Linked DNA regions of Homo sapiens: region 1 is linked to region 2. A link is an interaction called in ENCODE POLR2A ChIA-PET data of the cell type or tissue named here. Cell type or tissue: Caco-2. All regions are shown on one strand. Each heading gives the region's core, and the rest is flanking DNA. Links, peaks and the distances in the headings are about the cores only.

The links. ChIA-PET counts read pairs that join two places held together with the same protein. Peaks named below come from ENCODE experiments on the same cell type or tissue, not always from the same donor. Only the 100,000 strongest peaks of a DNase experiment are listed, where the experiment ranks them.
Region 1: POLR2A ChIA-PET joins it to region 2 with 11 read pairs; 3 of 35 experiments call an interaction of 5 or more read pairs at or near these places.

Annotation. Positions count from the first base shown.
Region 1 is chr20:50,909,800-50,920,499 of GRCh38, reverse strand. The region is part of intron 2 of ADNP (activity dependent neuroprotector homeobox); the gene reads left to right. It also overlaps the pseudogene PSMD10P1. Among named protein-coding and RNA genes, the nearest start is that of ADNP-AS1, 16 kb to the left of the region's middle. RefSeq lists a silencer at 8,363-8,522. In Caco-2, for the core only: no CTCF peak of the experiment used is centred there; a DNase peak (open chromatin) is centred at 4,099.
Region 2 is chr20:50,661,426-50,672,125 of GRCh38, reverse strand. All of the region lies in intron 1 of RIPOR3 (RIPOR family member 3), which reads left to right. It overlaps LOC105372659 (a long non-coding RNA gene), which reads right to left and starts at 4,913. Exons shown (of 5, transcript XR_007067644.1): 1 at 4,867-4,913; 2 at 4,272-4,366; 3 at 1,543-1,614. RefSeq lists enhancers at 5,232-5,732, 5,733-6,233. In Caco-2, for the core only: no CTCF peak of the experiment used is centred there; a DNase peak (open chromatin) is centred at 5,205.

The DNA.
Region 1 (10,700 bases), core at 2,953-5,452, 250 kb before region 2:
CAAGAAATTCTCCTGCCTCAGCCTCCCGAGTAGCTGGGATTACAGGCGCTGGCCACCACACCGAGCTCATGTTTGTATTTTTAGTAGAGATGGGTTTCACCATGTTGGTCAGGCTTGTCTCAAACTCCTGACCTCAAGTGATCTGTCTGCCTTGGCCTCCCAAAGTGCTGGGATTGCAGGCATGAGCCACTGCTTTCTTTTTCTTTCTTTCTTTCTTTTTTTTTTTTTTTTTTTTTTGGAGGTGGAATCTCGCTCTGTTGCCCAGGCTGGAGTGCAGTGACTGCAACCTCCGCCTCCCGGATTCAAGCAATTTTTCTGCCTCAGCGTCCTGAGTAGCTGGGATTACAGGCGCACACCACCACGCCCGGCTAATTTTTGTATTTTTAGTAGAGATGGGGTTTCACCATATTCGCCAGGCTGGTCTCGAGCTCCTGACTTCGTGATCTGCCCATCTTGGCCTCCCAAAGTGCTGGGATTTCAGGCATGAGCCACCACACCCGGCCTGGATTAATCCTCTTAAAGTGCCATTAGAATCATGTCCCTTCTGTACTTCGTTACCTGCAGCATCTCCTCGGTGCCTACCAGACATGGCAGCAGACTCCAGCTTCACATTCAAGATCCCCATCCTATCCTCACCCTGCCTTTCCAATCATGTCGTTCCTTGTTACTCAGAAGCTTGACATAGCAACCATTCTGACTCAGTGGAGTTGAGCAAGAAGTTCCTAGAACACCTTGCTTTCCGGCCTCTGGAACTGCGCCAGAAGTCTTTTGCAGTAAATGCAGATTCTTCACCTAAGTTAATGGCCCCAACTCAGCAGCTGTTGCCACCCTCCCTGCTGAGAATGAACTAAACATGAAGCCTCCTAGGATTTAGTTTGTGACACATCTGATACATCGCCTCTTTTACTGCAAATATTTATTGGATGTCATATCTGTAAGCCTTTTCTAGGCAGAGATTCATTCATTCTGTCTGAATTTATTGAGTGCCTGCTTTGTTCTAGTCATTGACATAGATGATAGAGATACAGCAGGGAAAAAAACCAAAGTTCCAGGGTCTCCCTTTGTAACGCAGGCTGGAGTATAGTGGCACCATCATAGCTCACTGCAACTCAAGCCATTCTCCCACCTCAGCCTCCCAAGTAGCTGGGACTATAGGCATGCACCATCACACCTGGCTTTTTACATATATATATATATATATATATATACACTTAAATATATGTATTTTTTCAGGCTGGTCTTGAACTCTTGGGCTCAAGCAATCCTCCCACCTCAGCCTTCCAAAGTGCTGGGAGCTGTGAGCTACACCTGTGAGATGGCACCCTTGTCCTGCTGCATATTTTAAGAGTTCTGTTTAGTCCATCAATTGAGGTCAGGAAAATGAACGTGCTGAAAGATAATATGTAATGATAATAATTTGTAGACATAAATGCCAGCCGTGTCTGTTAACTATTTCAGGTGATATTGTACTAAATCTCTGAAATCACCTGTGATGAACTTTTAAAATAAATAAAACTTTTAAGTCACAGTGTGATTATAATTTTTGTATAATTGGTAGGTAATGTGATGAACCAGGCTGTTTATTTACCATTAGATTGTTGGTTTGCTATAAATGAACTACACCAGCATGAGAGAAAACAAAACTTCCTTAAAGTGCTAAAATTAAATTTTTCATCATTCTGTTACCTTTCAAAAGCTTTCCATTTCATTTTTCCCAGGACCTCTCCTCTTGTTCTTCTACTTTTGTAGCGGAAACTGAAGGTAATTTGAAATTTTAACACATGGGAATTCTCTGAAGATCTTTTCTCTACTGCCACATGCTCAAGTTTGCAAAACAAGGTAGTTGAACGTCTCACTGAAGTAACCCAGCTGTACTAAATCTATTAGTTAAGGCAGAGTGAATCAGGGCCTTCATTGCCAAAAGTAATATAATATCCTGTTCCTGGCCTCTTGGAGTGGAGCAGATTTGCCAATAACGTGAACACTCTACCATTTTTTTTTCTTTAAGTACTTAAAGGTTTTGGGGCCACCTAGGTTCCATTAATGTATTACCACTCATATTAAATGATTATAGTGTCAAAAATGGTCTGGAAATTTGTATAGACCTTCAAAATGCTGTGTTACATCCACGGTTTGTTCTAGAGGTTCTCTCCTTTTCTGGGTAATATTAACAAATGCTTAAGATTCACATTTTGGTAAAGAGATCCATCAGTGATAAATGCCCCTGATTTTGAACCCAGACCACCCTGCTGTTGAAATTATAAGCAGACTTTGTCTCCTTCCCTAATCAATACTGCTGCCTTAAATTTCCCAGTAGCCACTTTAAAAAAAAAGAATGTGTTTATTTTTAATTGTTGTAAAGTATACATAAACTTTACCATTTTAGCCTTTTTTAATCTTGCAGAACTGAAACTCTATACCTGTTAAACAATAACTCCTCTTTTCTTCCTTTACCCAGCCCCTGGCAACCACCATTTTACTTTTCTGTTGCTATGAATTTGTTTATTCTAAGTACCTCATGAGTGGAATCATACAATATTTGGCCTTTTGTGATTGATTTTATTCATTTAGTATAATGTTTTCAAGGTTCATGTTGGAACATGTGTCGGTACTTTATTCTTTTTCATGGTTCAATCATATCCCATTATGTGGATATGACCACATTTCATTTATCATCAGTTGATTTCAGTTGTTCCTATTTTGGGGGTATTATGAATAATACTGCTGAGAATATTGATACACGAGTTTATGTGTGGTCCTGTGTTCCCGCTTCCCAATTGCTTATGTAACTTTTTGGACTTTTACTGTTCTCCCAGTTTGACTGGAGCCTGGAGGTAGTTGAGAACAGACCAGGCTCCTACCAACTCCCTCCTTTGAAAAAAAGGAAGCGTCTAGTTTCCCAAGGGACTTTCAGAAGAACATGCTTAGAGTATTCACAATGGGAAGATAATAAAGGGGAGACATAGGATACATCTGTTTTTTGAAAAGCTGGCCTGTTATTTAAGAATACCAAGGTTGTGGTTTTCATTTTACAAGATATTACCATTATGATTTGCATAGAAAGAGATTCTTCAAATGTGACTATCTAGTGACTCTTGGCCTCCATGGTGATGGTAAGAGTGATTTAAGACAAGTGTCCTTAGAGCTGAATTCTTCTCTGGATGTGATGGAATCATCTGACTGACTTGAGATACGTACAGATTCTTAATTTCTGTGTTGCTGCTTCAGCTGGTTTGGCTGAGCCTTTTAATTTTTGAAGACCATTTCAACCTTGGGTATTGAAGTTCTGGCACTTTCAGATGTACGTAGGGAACATGCTGCTGTTTGTTTTTAGTGAATGCCAAAGATAGAGTTTGGTCTGCATGGGTAGTGACAGGAGTGCTGCATCTCAGGTCTGGAGGGTGGCTTCAAGACCCAGCTCGCTCATGGGCAAGCAGTTGCTTCACCTCAGCTGCTAATTTGTAGGATGAGAAGAGTTTAGATTAGGCAGCTCCTAGGTTCTTTCAGTGATTGAGAGTGCTGCTTTTTCATAACAGATTTCTGTTGATGGTGTGATTTGGAAGATGAATCTCAATCTTTTGACTTTCCTAAGGCCTGCACTGGACACTTGTTTTTTAGTTTTTGGTTTTGTTTTGTTTTTCCCCCTCATTTCAGAAACAGAATGCTTGTGTTCCTGCAGTTGAGGAGACCCTGAAGACTGGTGATTGTTACTTAGATTCCATCCAAACTATCTTTTTCCTCATCAGCTGAACAAGCTAATTCTGAAAAGGCACTGCATATTTTTAAAAATATTTTTTATGTCATATGTATGAAGTGGATGCCACTGACACAAATGTATTTTTCAGGAGCATTAATTGAAAAATAATGTCCAGAATTAGAGTATTGTTGTCTCACTCGACCATCTCCTGAATATGTCACATCCGAATAACAGTTTATCCAGGGAACTAGGGAGACTGACAAGCTGGAGCTTATCCTTTGGAGAGTGGCCTATGAGATCATGGAAGGAATGGTGAGAAGAACTGATCCTGGTTAACTGGGAGAAGAGGGGCGTGTCTTAAAGTTTTGAAAGGCTGTCATGTGACTAGGGAATTTATAGCCTGAGAGCTATGGGCAGGTTACACAGCGTTGTAAAGCATAAACTTGTGAACAGAAGCTGTCCAGTGTGGAATGAGCTGCCTGATGGGATTTTGTGCGCCCTCTTACTTGAGGTGATCAGGCAACAATCTTTCAGAGCATCTTTTTTTTTGTAGAAAGGATTCACACATGTTGATGGAAGGTGACAAAAAATATTACTTTGACTAAACGTTTTTGTAAAGAATGCTATATTTAGATAAATACCATCTTTCGCCTTGCATAAATTTACACTCCTAACTAAAGAAATAGTTATAAAAAATATAAATAATTGATAACAGTTAAAAACTTGAAGAAAATCAGTGTTTATTTTTGGAGGCAGTTTTGTATTTGGTTATCTTTTATTATCAAACTGGGAGAATAGTAAAAGTCCAATGAAGTTAGTAAGAATAGAAGAATACAGAAACTGGTTACATTTCCTGCCTGCTTATCTTTATTAAGAGTGTTATAATATGATTATCCTAGGCAATATAATTGATGTTCATTATTCAGATTTAGCTTTCAGTACATACGTGTGTCATCATTTGCAAAGTAGTTTTCTTTCTTATCTTCCTGGTTCTCTAATTCCCTCACCCCCCTTTTTAGCCTCAGTACTACTGTACATTTTCTAGTAAACTTAAGGAAAGAGGATACTAAACTTTATTTTCTTACCTCTGTCTTGCTGCACAGTTTTATCTGCTAATCCAGAAGAACATTCTGCCCCTGGATAGTCAGAATTACGTGTTTTGTGGATTGGGGAGGGAGGGGAGGAAAAGGAGGAGGCATCAGAGCTGCCTTTCTATGAAGAGTTTCCGGCATCTGGAAGCTCTTTTGCCCAAGCTTATAGGAGAATGGAAATCAGCTACCTCTGTTCAGGGCGGTGTATTTTAGAAAAAGATTGAGTGGGGTGATTGTTTCCAGTCTGGCTGTAGGCTCTCAATCTTAAAGCTGTGTAAGATTAATTTTTTAAAATGCAAATATATAAACCTTTTTGCAACTGGTTTGATTTAAATGTAGGGCTTAATGGCACATGTAAAGCAAATAAAGTATGTTCACTACTTCAGATGCAAATCCTAAAATAGGAAGAATAAGGGCTTATTGGCTATAAGAAGAAATAGGGTTTTACCGTGACCACAGTTTTTGACTCAATGAGTGATATAGACAGGTATTAAATATGTTGCTGAGGTAAAGGCAGGAAGGAAAGAAAATGCACAAATACAAGAATGATGTTTTTTTCTTTCAACATTTTATTTTTTAGTTTCTGAAATACAAATCAGAATACATTTTGTTACATAATCATTTTAACAAGCTTGACATTTTTTCAATGTAAGCTGACTCGATATAGGTACTTTAAAACTTCCTTTTTAAAAAACCATACGTTTTATCTTGGCAAATAGCTCATCAAAAAAAAAATACACGTGTACATGGGAAGTTGTTTTTCATTATTTTCTAGCACAACCCCCAACTTAAAATTTGGTCCACTGAAATACGTAAATATTCCTCCTATCACAAAAATAAAATCTCATGGTTGGGGAAAAAAACAACTGTCTGGCATAGGCCTGAGTGAGCTTGAGAAACAAGTTAGGATGTTTAACTGTATGGAGGAACATCACGGAGTCCACCTAGAACCATCTAGCAGAACGACTAGCCTGTTGCTATTGGAGCTATTCTATTTCAGAGACTGATACAAGGTGCATGCTCGGAGGTTGCTGAAGATTAACAACAGCCACGGAATCACTTACTCAGAATTAGCCGAAATTCAGTATACAAGAATATGTGACAACAGTAGAACAGTCAGCAGTTACTCAGTGCCCAGAAAGCAAGCCGTAAGTTTAGAATAAGAACCTCAGCAGGAACAATAGTCAACATGTTTATAAGACTTTGAAGGTGAGAAAACATTTGTAGATGATGTCCTGTGCCCAAGTATGTTAGTTTCCAGGACACTGGGGACAGCATCACAACATAGAAAGTAAGAAGAAATCCAAGCTGTTTAACCTTCTACCATTCTCTTGAGTACTAAACCCAGGGCACCTTTGGCCACTTGTGGGGTTTCTTTTCTTCTTTATTCTCTATGTAAATATTGCTCCTTGGGACACCAGCAGTTTTGCTTCTTCCACTCTTATCACAGACTAAGTGTGGAGGAGTGTTACCCTCAGTGTCTTGGATGATTGTGGATGCTTTGTAGTACAGAAGGATATGAATCATCTTGAAGTTACCCTTGGCTGTGGCCTGGTGCTTTGCTGTAGCCTCATAATGATCCTTACCATCTGGATTAGCCCCACCTTCTAGTAACATGAGAGCAATCTCATGCCTGTTTTTGGAAGCTGCATGATGTAGGGGAGTAGAGCCATTTTGATTGACAGCATTCACTTGAGCACCTTTTCCCAGAAGGGCTTTTACAGTCTCATTCTGGCCAGCACAAACAGCAGTCTGAAGAGGAGACCAATCTCGCATAGTCTTTATCATTCACTGGCACTCCAAGTTGAAACAAAAATTCAATAATTTATGTATGTATGGCTGAGCATGCCCAATGCAATGCACTTCTGTCCTGGTCAGTTCTCATAGCCAGGGGTTTATTGGCCAGAATCCTCTCCTTCACCTCCTCCAGCTTCCCTCTGTAGGCCAAGTTGCAGACCATAAGTTTAGACACACACCCGTCTGTTTTGCTTTCCCAGGATTGATGTTTTCTTTCTGATTAGTTTTTATCTTAACAGGTACTAAATGTTTCCACAGAGACATAACAAAATCTGTTCTTTAAATAAATAAAATTATCGTCACAGGTAGCAGTTAACTGATGCTTTGATTCTGTTCATGAGAGTCAAATGCTTGTCCCTCTTAGAAAATTGCCAGCATAACTTAACATTTTTTAGTTAGATCATTGGTTTAAGGAAACTTCAAAAATCTTACTCTTAAACCCCAGTGGGGGTTATAAGAGATATATAAAAATTCTTGCATCAGCATCAATTGGAATAATTTAAATATCAAGGATCTGAAATTCTTACATAGTAACTTGGGTTGATGTTATCAAAAAATGAAATTGTTTATATTGTAGTAGCCTGATTGTCTTCCTAATTTTTATTAACTTAGAAAATACAGATACCTTTTTTTTTTTTTTTTTTTTTTTTTTTTTTTTTTTTTTGAGACAGAGTCTCACTCTTGCCCAGGTTGGAGTGCAGTGGCGTGATCTCTGCTCACTGCAATCCCCACCTCCTAGGTTCAAACGATTCTCAGGCCTCAGCCTCCCAAATAGCTGGGATTACAGGTATGTGCCACCATGCCCAGCTAATTTTATTGTATTTTTAGTAGAGATGGGGTTTCGCCATGTTGGCCAGGCTGGTCGTGAATTCCTGGCCTCAAGTGATCACCCTCCTTGGCCTCCCAAACTGCTGGGATTACAGACATGAGCCATGGCGCCCATCCTGACAGCTGCCGTTTTCTTCACTAGTAATAGCGTCATTCCTAGCCCTTGATTCCACACTCTTCTCTTCTCCCAACCCCAGGTAAAAGATAATCCCAGAGAGACTGTGTTTTTCTTTACAACTTTAGGGTAGAAATGTTTTTTTAAAAATCACAGTGTGAACTTTATTTTCTGATCCTTTAGGTTTACTGTGGATTCCCTATCACTTCATACTTTGATCAGACTAATAATAATTGGTGAAGATTTTCAGTAAACTATCAGAATTCTGCTATAGCCATCAAACTTCATGCTTTGGTTTGATTGCCCACTAGGCCCAGATTCTACATTTCAGTAACCTGCCACTTTTGCATAAATTTGCGTCATGGGCTTAGTTTAGATGAGTAACTATTTCGTGGAGGTACTTGGGGGCAGGGAACCTTTTTTTCTTTCAACCTGAGCACCTCTAGTTTTTATCTTTTTTATATTTCACCTAAGATTCCTTTGGAAACGGGTTTCACAGCTTTTAAAAAATAAAAAGTTTGAAGCTAGGCGCAGTGGCTCACACCTGTAATCCCAGCACTTTGGGAGGCCAAGACAGGCAGATCACTTGAGGTCAGGAGTTCGAGACCAGCCTGGCCAACATGCTGAAACCCCATCTCTGCTAAAAATATAAAAAAAATTAGCCCAGCCTGGTGGCGCGTGCCTGTAATCCCAGCTACTCGAGAGGCTGAGGTGGGAGAATCGCTGGAACCTGGGAGGCAGAGGTTGCAGTGAGCTGAGATTATGCCACTGGGTAACAGAGGGAGACTCCGTCTCAAAAAAAATAAGGTTTGAAAATCACTAGTTTAGGCTAAGTGCAGCTTATGTTTAGGTGTTAACCAGGAAGAAGTAAGGATCCTTGTGTAGCTCTCAGTGCAATATTAGATATGCTTTTCTTAGTGGAAATGAAAGTTTTGCATTCACTAGTGTAACTGATACATTAGTCATCACTTTGGGTTATGTTCAGGTTTTGGTTCCCGAACATTATAAAGTAGCAAAGTTTACACCTGCAGTTGAAGGAAAGTAGGACACACTATGACACACTAGATCCTCACTTGGAGTAGTTTAAAATGTAATCTGGACAAGTTGGACTTAGAGGCTAGCTTTTTCTTCTGGCTTATCTGTGCCTGTTCAGAGGTAGCTGGGTTGTCTTTTGCTTATCTAAAACAGGCTTATCTTTTTGTTTGTTTTGTCTTTCTTTCAGATGATACTAGTAAATGCTTTTCTGCTTTTTTTCTGCCCGTAAAAATACAGACTATATGGTGCCATCCTTGATGTGGTAGCTCTGCAGAACTACCATAGACAAGCTCCACTAATTCTTGGTGTGCCAGATCCTGCAGACTTTACCTTGAGCCTGCTAAACTGGGACTGTCATCTGTTGGGTGATGCCATTGCACTCCAGCCTGGGCAACAAGAGTGAAACTGTCTCAAAAAAAAAAAAAAGAAAAGAAAAGAAATCTGGGTTTTAGTGTATCCATCACCCAAATAATGTACAAGGACATCTTTTTCAGTTAGTGTTGGTAGGAAAATTGGATTGCCATAGTGCAGAAGAATGAAACTAGACCCCTATCTCTCACCGTATGCGGAAATCAACTCAAGATAGAAAAAAGACTCAAAGTGAGACCTGAAACTAGGGAAACCTGGGGGAAACTCTCATGGACATTGGTCTAGGCAAAGAATTCATGACTAAGACCTCAAAAGCACAAGCAACAAAACCAAAAATAGATGGGACTTAAACTGAAAAAGTTTCTGCACAGATACAAATATCATGCATATGGTTTTAATTTATCTGTAGCCTAGGGCCTAGATGAATCTTAGATTTTCATTCCAGCTGTCTGACTCTTGCTTTGTAAGAAAGCACATGAATAGGATATGGGCCTGGATTAGTAAAACGTTAATGTTTGGGCCCTAATCAGTAGATGTGGGTATAATTTGCAAAGACTAATAGGAATGAGTATGGCTAGTTCACTCAACAGTGTTAGTCTCCAGAATTGAACGTTGGCTGGGCACGGTGGCCCATACCTGTAATCCCAACACTTTGCGGGGCCGAGGTGGGAAGATCACTTGAGCTCAAGAGTTGGAGACCAGCCTGGGCAGCATAGGGAGGACCCCTATTAAATTTTTTTAAAAAATTAGCTGAATGTGGTGGCGCATACCTCTAGTCTCATCTACTTGCGAGGCTGAGGCAGAAGGATTGCTTGAGCCTGGAGAATTGAGGCTGCAGTGAGCTGTGATCATACCACTGCACTCCAGCCTGGGTAACACAGAGTGAGACCCTTTCTCAAAAATAATAATAATTGAATGTTTACATGTAGTTCATCAGATGGCATGTGCTTACCAAAAAGCTAGTTACTCTCTATTTATTTAGAGGCAGGGCCTTACTCTGTCACCCAGGCTGGAGTGCAGTGGCACGATCATTGCCCACTGCAGTCTTGAACTCCTGGGCTCAAGTGATCCTCCCACCTCAGCCGCCTGTATATCTAGGACCACAGGTCCACACCCATGCTTTCTTATAGAAACATAGGTCTTGCTGTGTTGCTCAGTCTGGTCTTGAACTCGGCCCTCTAACATGCTGGGATTATGGGTGTGAGACATTGCACCCACACCTAGTTACTTTCAGTCGTAAATAAAATACTTGCAAATGTTAATTCTGTTATTAATAGGTCATTGAGCTTTCTCTGAATTCTAGAATTTAGGGTGTTTAACTCTTCTCATATAGTGTTTTTTGTTTTTTTACTTCATGAAATCAGAGTCAAAGCATTTTTTAGAGTAACTTTCATCTTTCAAACTCCTGTTCTTTCTACTAGACTCAGTTCACAAGTGTAATTATTTTGCATAAATACCCTATCTTCCCTCTTATTTATTCACTTTCTCTTCTGTGTCCGCCTGCCCAGTGGGTCTGTCAAGACTTTTGGTTGTGGGTGACAAGAACTTAGCTTAGGCAGAAACGATAATGTGTGTGTTTATATATTGGAAAAGGCTGGCATAGGGAAGTGCTGTTCTTCGGGCACAGCTGGATTGAGGACCTTAAACAATATCAATAGGAATTGTTCCCTTTGCTTCCTTCATGTGATGGCAGGTCTCAACTCTCCTTTTCAGCGTCACGTCATCCCTGTTCGGGGGACATGTCCAACTCTACTGGTCATTATCTTAC
Region 2 (10,700 bases), core at 3,936-6,435:
GCTTCACTTCCTGATTCTGTGATATTCACACGGCTCCAGCCAGTGGTTCCATCTATCCACCCATCCATCCTTCCATCCATCCAATCACCCACCCACCCACCTACCCATCCATCCATCCATCCATCCATCCATCCATCCATCCACGCACCCATCCACCTATCCACCTAACCATCTACTCATCCACCTATCCATCCATCCATCCATCCATCCATCTTTTCTTCCTTCCACCCATCCATCTATCCATCCACCAATTTACCCATCCCCACCCACTCACTCATCCACCCATCTACCCACTCATCCATCCATCCATCCATCTATCCATCCATCCATCCATCCATCCCTTCGCCCACCCATTCATCTATTCACCCACCCAACCATCCTTCCATCCATCTACCCATCTACCCATCCACCCATCCATTCATTTTCGTGGTCCTCACAATTAGCCTGTATGGTGGGGATGTGCTATTATGCCCATTTTCAGATGAGGGTACACACATACAGGTTAAGAACTGGTCTGAGGGCAGAGCTAATGAGTGGCTGTATTAGTTATCTATTGCTATTAGTTATCTATCTATTAGTGGCTGGAGGCTGATTTCAATTCTTTTCTATGTGGGTATCTCCAGCATGGCAGCTTGCTGTGTCAAAGCAAGAAAGCCAAGAAGTTATGTGTGTGTGTGTGTGTGTGTGTGTGTGTGTGCGCGCGCGCGTGCACGCGCGCGTGCTCATGTGAGAGAGAGGGAGAGAGAAAGGTGGAAGTCACTGTCTTTTATAACGTAATCTTGGAGGTGACATCCTGTCCCTTTTGCCATATTCTGCTCATTAGAAGTGCCTACCCATGGCTGGGCATGGTGGCTCATGCCTGTAATCCCAGAACTGTGGGAGGCTGAGGTGGGTGGATCACTTGAGGTCAGGAGTTTGAGATCAGCCTGGCCAACATGGTGAAACCCTAAACAACTAAAATACAACTAAAAATAACCCTAAACAACTAAAATACAACTAAAACAAATCCTAAACAACTAAAAATACAAAAATTAGCCAGGCATGGTGGTGCATGCCTTTGGTTCCAGCTACTTGGGAGGCTGAGGCAGGAGAATCACTTGAAGCCGGGAGGTGGAGGTTGCAGTGAGCGGAGATCACACCACTGCACTCCAGCCTGGGTGTCAGGGCAAGACTCTGTCTCAAAATAAATCAAATAAATAAATAAATAGCAGAAGTGTCCACCCACACTCAGGCCAGGAGGTGGGATCACTGGAGGCCATGCTAGAAGCTGCCTTGGCCAAGCCAAGGTTTGAACCCAGTCGGATCTGACTTAAAACCTGTCCTTCCAGAGGAAGCCAACTACATACAGAGCCTTGTTCTTCCCCAGTCCCAGAGACCAGCCACCTGTCTGCTGCCACGCAGGGTTGGAATTTAATCATACATTGACTCACTTCATGGGTGTTTACTGAGCGCCTACTAACACAATGCTCCACAGGACGGTGTGGTGCCTGCCTAGGGGAATGCACCGCTGGTGACGGATATCCATGCTGTACATTTACTCACCTGCCATGTGGGTCTGCAGAGAACATGTCTTTTCTTTATTTCCTGCAATGGATCTGATATTTCTCACAAAGCCTACTCATAGGGCAACAAGGAAAAAGAACTAGATTTAATTTAATCTGATCCAGTACTTTAGGCCTTTAGGTAATGCTTGGTCTCAAATTTCCTTCTGCTCCTCCCAGCTTTTCTCTAAGCTGGCACTGGGTGGGTGGGTGGGGGTGGGGGTGTCTGGGTGTTGATGACGAGACTTCCCAGGAGGAGAGGGATTTCTAGCCAAGTCCGATGCCCAAGATTGCTGCTTGGCTTTCTGGCATTTTGGCCGAAACCGGCAGTAGGTAAAACTCATGCTCTGGGCCTCCGCCTGCCTGGTTGACTTGGCTCTACCTTGGCTCAGAGCGCCCTCTTCTTTTTTTTTTTTTTTTTTTTTTGAGATGGAGTTTCTGCTCTTGTTGCCCAGGCTGGAGTGCAATGGTGCGATCTCAGCTCACTGCAACCTCCGCCTCCCGGGTTCAAGTGATTCTCTTGCTTCGGCCTCCTGAGTAGCTGGGATTACAGGCGCCTGCCACCACGCCCGGCTAATTTTTGTATTTTTAGTAGAGATGGGGTTTCGCCAGGTTGGCCAGGCTGGTCTTGAACTCCTGACCTCAGGTGATCCACCCGCCTTGGCCTCCCAAAGTACTGGGATTACAGGCATGAGCCACTGCGCCCAGCCTTTTTTTTTTTTTCAGAGCCCCCTCTTCTCTACTGCATCTGACCCCTACCTGAGCCATCTACTCCCAGACCCTTCTGCAGGTCCCTCTGCCCCTTGTCTTAATGAGGTGTCACCTACCTGAGCAAGAACACATTGAGCCCATCCTGGCCCGGAGGGGACCAGTGTGGCCAAGGAAAGCGAAACACCAGGGCTTCCTTCCTCTCAACTTGCTGCACCTCCAGGGGCCCCACCCCTAAGCTGCTGGAGGGTGGTCTCAGAGCACTTTCCTCCCAAGCCCCCAGAGGGTCAGTGCGCAGCGGTGACTTCTAAACCTACTGTCTCATAGCAAAGTCTGTGTTGATGATCAGGAACTAGATCTGCCATGGTCCTCTTTATTCCTTCTGTACAAATTCAAATATTTTCCAGGTAGCCAGGTGCCTCAGGCCTGAGAGGGGAAGGGCTACTTACCCAGAAAGGCCAAAGAGGAAAGCCCAGTAATATTTTTCGAGCTATTAATATTACCTGGTACCAAAATGATCACACATGTAATTAGTCACAATCGTGGTAAAAGTGCTGAAGAGAAAGCCTATGAGTAATGAGGGTGTCAGGAGAGTGGCCTGACCTAGCCTAGGGGTCAGGAGAGGTGGTCCTGAACCAGGGTTGGGTAAGGGGATCCAGAATGAATAGCGGGGTGGCTGGGTGAAGAGGGGAGTGTGTATGTGCATGTGTGAGCATGCATGTGTGGGTGTGTGAGTGTGCACCATGTGTGCACATGTGTGAGCATGCATGTATGGGTGTGTGCGCGCCATGTGTACATATGTGTATAATGTATATGTGAGTGTGCATGTGCATGCGTGTGTGTGCATGTGTGTGACTGTCCTGTGTGTGCATGTGAGCAGGTGCTGTGTGTGCATATGTGAACACATACATGCATGGGCATGTGTGCATGTGAATGCATGTCATGTGCATGCATGAGCCATGTGTGGTGTGTGCATGTGTGTGTGCAGCCTCATCATTTCCTGAATTTTTTTTTTTTTTTGAGATGGAGTCTCGCTCTGTTGCCCAGGCTGGAGGGCAGTGGCTTGATCTTGGCTCACTGCAACCTCTGCCATCCAGGTTCAAGTGATTCTCGCGCCTCAGCCTCCCAAGTAGCTGGGATTACAGGCACCCGCCACCACGCCCAGCTAATTTTTGTATTTTTAGGGGAGATGGAGTTTTGCCATGTTGGCCAGTCTGGCCTTGAACTCCTGACCTCAAGTGATCCGCCCGCCTTGACCTCCCAAAGTGCTGGGATTACAGGTGTGAGCCACTGTGCCCGGCCATTTCCCCTAATTTGAGGCACTCCATTCTCTGAGTCTGGATTGTTGTGTGGGTGTGTGTGGGAAAGGAACCGCACTGAGGAGGGAGAATCAGATTCTCTGAGGAGGAGGCGCAAAGGTTGGGGCCTCTGCAGGAAGCAGCTTTGCCTGTTCATGGGACTGAGAGGGGACTCAGCTTCTGGAGTCTGAGTGGTTGGCACCACCAGGGGACCACAGTGGTGGGAGCATCAGGGGCAGGAGGAGGAAGGTCACTGTGTCCCCCATTAGGAATGTCCTCCTCTCTTTCCTGCTGGTCTCAGAGCTGAGGACCAGGATACAGATGGCCAGGTGCCTCTGTCAACAGACTCAGGTGACTGGGCAGAGTCAGTTTCCCCACCTGTGCACAGCGAAAAAGAGATCTGTCTCTGCCGGGATGATGAGTGGACAGTTCTCCCGGGACTGGCAGAGCAAGCCTCAGACTGAGGGCAGCCAGGGAACAGCAGGTCATACTCCCATGGCAGAATGATGCTAAGGTTCCCAGGGTGTCCCAAACACCCTTCCCACCCCCTGCCCCAGTCTCATGAGAGGGCCATGGACGCTGACACTGTAACTATCCTCTGCTAGTCAGGCAGATGCTAGTCACAGCAGCATGGAATCTCAGAAACAGCCCTCACAGTGGGCAGTATTAGTATCCCCTTTCCACAGAAAGAGAAATGGAAGCTCAGAGAGGCTACGGAACTTACCCGTAATCACAAAGCAAGCACGTGTCCCAGGTCTATGTGATCTCAAAGCCTTTGCTACTCTGACTCCCACGGCTGCTGTGTGAATTTTCAGTTTCCTGAAGGGGAGAAGAAAACAATTTGCTCTAGGAAAAGCTTCAAGGGCCAGACTTCAGAAATGCCCAGAGCTGTGAGTTCAGTATCATGGCCCCTGCCCTCCCCTCTCTATGCAGGGGCCGTACAGTGAGCTGAGCCGCGGTGAGGACGTGTTAAGAACTTAAAGCAGCGGCCGGGCGCGGTGGCTCACGCCTGTAATCCCAGCACTTTGGGAGGCCGAGGCAGGCGGATCACGAGGTCAGGAATTTGAGACCAGCCTGACCAACATGGTGAAACCCCGTCTCTACTGAAAATACAAAAATTAGCTGGGCGTTGTGGCGGGTGCCTGTAATCACAGCTACTTGGGAGGTTGAGGCAGGAGAATCACTTGAACCCAGGAGGTGGAGGTTGCAGTGAGCCAAGATCGTGCCATTGCACTCCAGCCTGGGTAACAGAGCGAGACTCCCTCTCAAAAAAAAAAAAAAAAAAAAAAAAAGTAGTTTAAAGAACTTAAAGCAGAAACCCGATTTTGAAATGTTCAAGGACAAGGCCAGGGAGGCTCGTTTGGGGATGGGGTGGAGGTTTCAGTCCATTTAAGTGGGCTGGAGGGGAATTTTAACTTTGCCGGCTGATGGTTAATGTTCCCTTCCCAAGGTATTCATGATTTATGCTGATGCTTTAAAAAGAAAATTTAGCCAAGCTAGGTTCAGAGTCCAGGAAGCTAAGGACAAGGCATTCAGGAAAGCTTTGTTTGTAGGGGAGGTTAGGAGGGATAGAAGCATATTCCAGATACCTCGCCCGCTTTTTTACTCCACTCACCCAAAGGAGAGGTCACCTTATCACATAAGACCGTAAGATAGCTCCCCAGGAGGGATCATGCAGATAAGATGTTTCTTCCTATGTTTGAAGAAATAGGTGTCCTAGGCTGGTCGCGGTGACTCACGCCTGTAATCCCAGCACTTTGGGAGACTAAGGCAGTGGATCACTTGAGGCCAGGAGTTAGAGACCAGCCTGGCCAACATGGTGAAACCCCATTGCTACAAAAAATACAAAAATTAGCTGGGCATGGTGGCACACGCCTGTAGTCCCAGCTACTTGGGAGGCTGAGGAGGGAGAATCGCTTGAACCCAGCAGAGGTTGCAGTGAGCTGAGATGGCACCACCGCACTCCAGCCTAGGCAACAGAGTGAGACGCCGTCTCAAAAAAACAACAAACAACAACAAAAAACAAACAAAACAAACAAAGAAATGGGTGTCCTAGGCTGGGCGTGGTGACTCACGCCTGTAATCCCAGCACTTTCAGAGGTCGGGGCAGGTGGATCACCTGAGGTCAGGAATTCGAGACCAGCCTGAGCAACAGGCGAAACCCCATCTCTACTAAAAATACAAAATTTAGCTGGGTGTAGTGGCAGGCACCTGTAGTCCCAGCTACTTGGGAGGCTGAAGCAGGAGAATTGCTTGAACCCGGGAGACGGAGATTGCGGTGAGCCGAGATTGCGCCACTGCACTCCAGCAACAGAGCGTGACTCTGGGCAACAGAGCGTGACTCCGTCTCAAAAAAGAAAAGAAAAGAAAAGAAAAGAAAAGAAAAGAAAAGAAATGGGTGTCCTTTCTCTGTATTCTAGGCCTCTTGTCTTGGCTGAATTGAAGAAAAATGTATATAAGGCCCTAGATGTTCACTGTCATGTTAATAAACCCTTCCTTGGTCTTCATTCTGGGGCCTGAATGGAAAAACGAAAGGCCCAGAGTCTGGGCCTTGGGACTCAGCATTACAAGGGATGGGACCCTGATTTATACTGGCTTAAGCAAAGAAGGGAATTTACTGGCTCATAAAATTTAGATGTCTGGGATTCGGTTTGGCTTTAGGTATAGCTGGATACAGTGAGGTGCGTGGCGACGGGGGGCCTTAGGGCTGATTTTCCTTCACCTAGCTTGGAGCAGATTCCTTGGTTGAACCAGTCATGGTGGCCAAAAGAACGTGGAGGTGTGACTGTCTGTGTTCTACTCCATGTAACTACGTGCACTGAAAAGTGGTGTGGGATCATTCGCCATAAGAAACCCACCCGGCAGGCACAGTGGCTCATGCCTGTAGTCCCAGCACTTTGGGAGGCCAAGGCGGGTGGATCACAAGGTCAGGAGTTCGAGACCAGCCTGGCCAACATGAGGAAACCCCATCTCTACTAAAGATACAAAAAATTAGCCCAGTGTCGTGGTGCGTGCCTGTAATCCCAGCTACTCAGGAGGCTGAGGCAGGAGAATTGCTTGAACCCGGGAGGCGGAGGTTGCGGAGAGCCGAGATCACACCACTGCCCTCCAGCCTGGGCGACAGGGCGAGACTCCATCTCAAAAAAAAAAAAAAAAAGGAAGAGGGGGCTCTGAGCCAAGGTAGAGCCAAGTTAGCCAGACAGGCCTAGGCTCCAGCAATCTTCTTGCCTCAGCCTCCTGAGTAGCTGGGACCACAGTCACACATCACCACGTCCAGCATTTTTTTTTTTTTTTTGGTATTTTTAGTAGAGTCAGGGTTTTGCCATGTTGCTCAAGCTGGTCTTGAACTCTAGGGCTCAAGTGATCCTCCTGCCTCAGCCTCCCAAAAGGCTGGGATTACAGGCGTGAGCCACCGCACCCGGCCAGCACCATGGGGTTTTTTTGTTTGTTTTGTTTTGTTTTTTGGGTTTTATTTTTGAGACAGGGTCTCGCTCTGTCACCCAGGCTGGAATGCAGTGGCATGATCTTGGCTCACTGCAATCTCTGCCTCCTGGGTTCAAGTGATTCTCCTGTTTCAGCCTCCCAGGTAGCTGGGATTACAGGCATGCGCCACCATGCCTGGCTAATTTTTGTATTTTTAGTAGAGACAAGTTTTTGCCATGTTGGCCAGGCTGGTCTCAAACTCCTAACCTCAGGTGATCCTCCTGCCCCGGCCTCCCAAAGTGTTGGGATTACAGGTGTGAGCCACCGTGCCCAGCCGGGTTTCTTTTTTCTTCCCCCACCGATTTCCCACTTCATGGCAGACACAGCACCCTTTCCTAGTGAGCCCATACACAGCCTCAGAATCTATCTCAACACTATACCCAAAGCAACCAATATCTCCCACCTTGGCGTTGGAACCTGAGCTGAAACTCTTTGCAATTCCTGCTCCAAGCAGATGGAGATAAAAATGCGCAGCTCTGAGCGTTGAGTGATTTGCCCAATGTCACACGGGAACTCAGGCAGAGAACCCTCCTGACTCAGCCAGCCCCCTTTCCCGTGGGATCCTGCCTGATGTGAGCCTTGAAAGAAGGTCTGTCCCTCAGTGGAGATTTCCACTCCAGGCAGCGGCTGCACACACACATGGAAAAGAAATAGACTCGAGGTCAGAGCAAAGCCAACAGTGCGACTGCTGACCCAGCTCTCAGGAGTGGCGCACAGCATGGAGAGCAGACAGGCGGGAGGGCTCACAGCCTAGCAGCCACGCTGTTTGTCCACCACAGAGATCTCACTGGGCTTCACGGTGTCCTACCTTAAATATTAGGTTGGTGCAAAAGTAATTGCAGTTTTTGTCCTTGAAAGTAATATATTGGGGCCAGGTGCGGTGGCTCACGCCTATAGTGCCAGCACTTTGGGAGGTCGAGGCAGGTGGATCACCTGAAGCCAGGAGTTCGAGACCAGCCTGACCAACATGGTGAAACCCCGTCTCTACTAAAAATACAGAAATTAGCCAGGTGTAGTGGCGAGAGCCTGTAATCCCAGCAAGTCGGGAGGCTGAGGCAGGAGAATCGCTTGAAGCCGGGAGGCGGAGTTTGCAGTGAGCCGAGACCACGCCATTGCACTCCAGCCTGGGGAATAAGAATGAAACTCCATCTCAAAAAAAAAAAAAAAAAAGAGAGAGAGAGAGAAAGTAATATATTAGGTATTCAAGTATTAGATACAATTAAATCTAATAATGTGCTCGAGTTGACAGCCATTCTCAAATTGTGAGAGAGGTGAGGTGTTTTCCTTCTGGGGATGGGGATCAGGGTTGTCTTGGATGGGGGGACAAATGGCTGGCACCAATCTAGGGAAGCCAGAAAGTAGAGAGTAAATACTGATGTGGCCATTATTCTGCCAGCTCAGTCTTGCCCAATGAAGGGGAGAAAATAGGTGGCAGAGAACCAGCCGCTTGTTTGCCATAGAAAGGTACCGAAAGGCTGTCCTGACCTCTAGGGGCCTCTTGTGATATGAACTTCATCATTTTAGGGAGCTGACCTTGGGCTCATGTGCTCACAACGCCAAGACCTTCACATATGTTATCCTAATTAGTATTCACAGAATAGTCCTGTGAAGCAGGTAGAGTTATTCCCTATGATCAGACGCTGCACTGGGGCGCTTGGAGAGGTGGAGTCGCACTGCCTGACCCTGGCTAGTAGCCACTGTGCCATACTCCACGGGCTGGCAGACACTGTGAAGCCGAACAGAACAGGGTATGTGAGCCACCTGACAATCATTAAGCACGTTGTAGCCAGCAGTAGGTCTGGGTAAGGTGCTGATGGGAGGCAGCATGTGGCAGTCCCAGCCTCAGGTCACTTGCTGAAGGACAGAGGTGCACTGGAGAAAATGTGGCCTTGGAGGCAGAATCACGTCAGTGAATACCTGTGTGACTCACTCAGTTGAGCTCAGGGCCTACAAACAGGTGCAGTCAGCAGTTTGAAAACTTTTTTTTTTTTTTTTTTTTTTGAGACAGTCTCTCTCTGTCACCCGGGCTGGAGTACAGTGGTGAGATCTTGGCCCACTGCAACCTCCACCTCCCCGGTTCAAGTGATTCTCCTGGCTTCAGTCTCCCGAGTAACTGGGACTACAGGCATGCGCTATGACAATCTGGCTAATTTTTATATTTTTAGTAGAGATGAGGTTTCACCATGTTGGCCAGGCTGGTCTCGAACTCCTGACCTCAAGTGACCCACCCGCCTCGGCCTCCCCAAGTGTTGGGATTACAGGCGTGAGCCACTGTGTCCGTCCTGAAAACTTCTTGTCTAGCACAAACTCCCATTGTACAGGTGAGAAAGCTGAGGCTTGGAAAGAATTGACTTCCCCCGTGTCACCAGCCAGAGAGTGGTGGGGCCAGGACTGGGATCCTCCCTGGGGTCCTGGTCCAGTGGACACCCCTGTGGGTCCACGAGAGAAGGTATGAACTGTGATGGAAGGGCAGTGGTGGGCCACCCGAGAGGAGGGTCCTGGGTGGGCAGAGGCATCCAGGCACACCAGATGGAGAAATAGCTTAGGGCGCTGTGTCTCACTCTCTGCAACAACTCCCCATGGGAGGGATGACAGCAGTCACGGCTGCACCTATGAAGTCCACCACCTGGGCTCCAAGCTAGCCCTGCCACTCTCCAGCCAGTGGCTCTGGGTGAGTCATGTCACCTGCCTGAACCTCCCTGGACCTCAGCACCTTCCTCTGAGCGTGGCCGTAAGCCTCAAGTGACATTATCCCACAGCCCATTGCCTGGCCCTTAGTGCCCAATTTCACCAATGTGGCCAATTATGACTGCTTATTTATTTCCATTTGGAAATTGGCTTTTAATTCCTTTTGGCTTTTCCCTTCTTCTCTGAGGGCTCCTCCTTCAGAGGGTCCTGCCCTGGATAAAGACAAAAGCAGATGCTCCCAGGTAGTCTGGGTCACACCCACGCCTCCCGTGGGTCTGGAAGTGGCTGGAGGAGGAGTGAGTCTGCGGCTGATCCTTTTCCTCATCAGGAGTCAGCTCCTTGGAGCCTCCCAGGGATGTCTGGAGGGGCTGCTGATTGCAGAACCAGCTGGAAGGGAAATTCGAGGGCAGATGTGGCGACAACGGAGGCTGCAGCAGTCAGAGCTTCCCCGCACTGTAGTGGCACAGGTGCCACGCCTGGAGCCCATCAGCCCCATGTTCAAATCCCAGTGCCGCCACTGCCTGCCTGTCGAGTGAATGTGATTCCTCCCACGGTTGGCTGAACTGGCTATGGACAGCAGCTGTCCTGCGCGGGACCCCAGGGGAAATGGAAAACATATCTCTGCCCCAGGCCAGCTTCCCCTTCTCTCCCAGGCCCCGACCTGCCCTTTAGACTCAGGAGTCCTGGCTTCACCCTTTGTCCGGACCTTCAAGAGACAACACAACTCTGATAACAGCAGTTCCGAGGCTGAGAAGGGGTTGTCGTGGGGACAGCGTGTTCCTGCAGCTAAGCCTTAACCTCTTTGCCTCTCCTCAGAATGCTTCAGACCAGGAAAGGGGAACTTGTCACTTGGGACTTGCAGGGACACTGTTTTGAAAGTAAACTCTCCCAAAGAGCCTCTGCCTGCTTTAGGGAGGAATGTTTGTTTGGGTTCTATGAATCAGAAACCTACTCTACCAATTTCAGGTTAAAAAAGGATGTG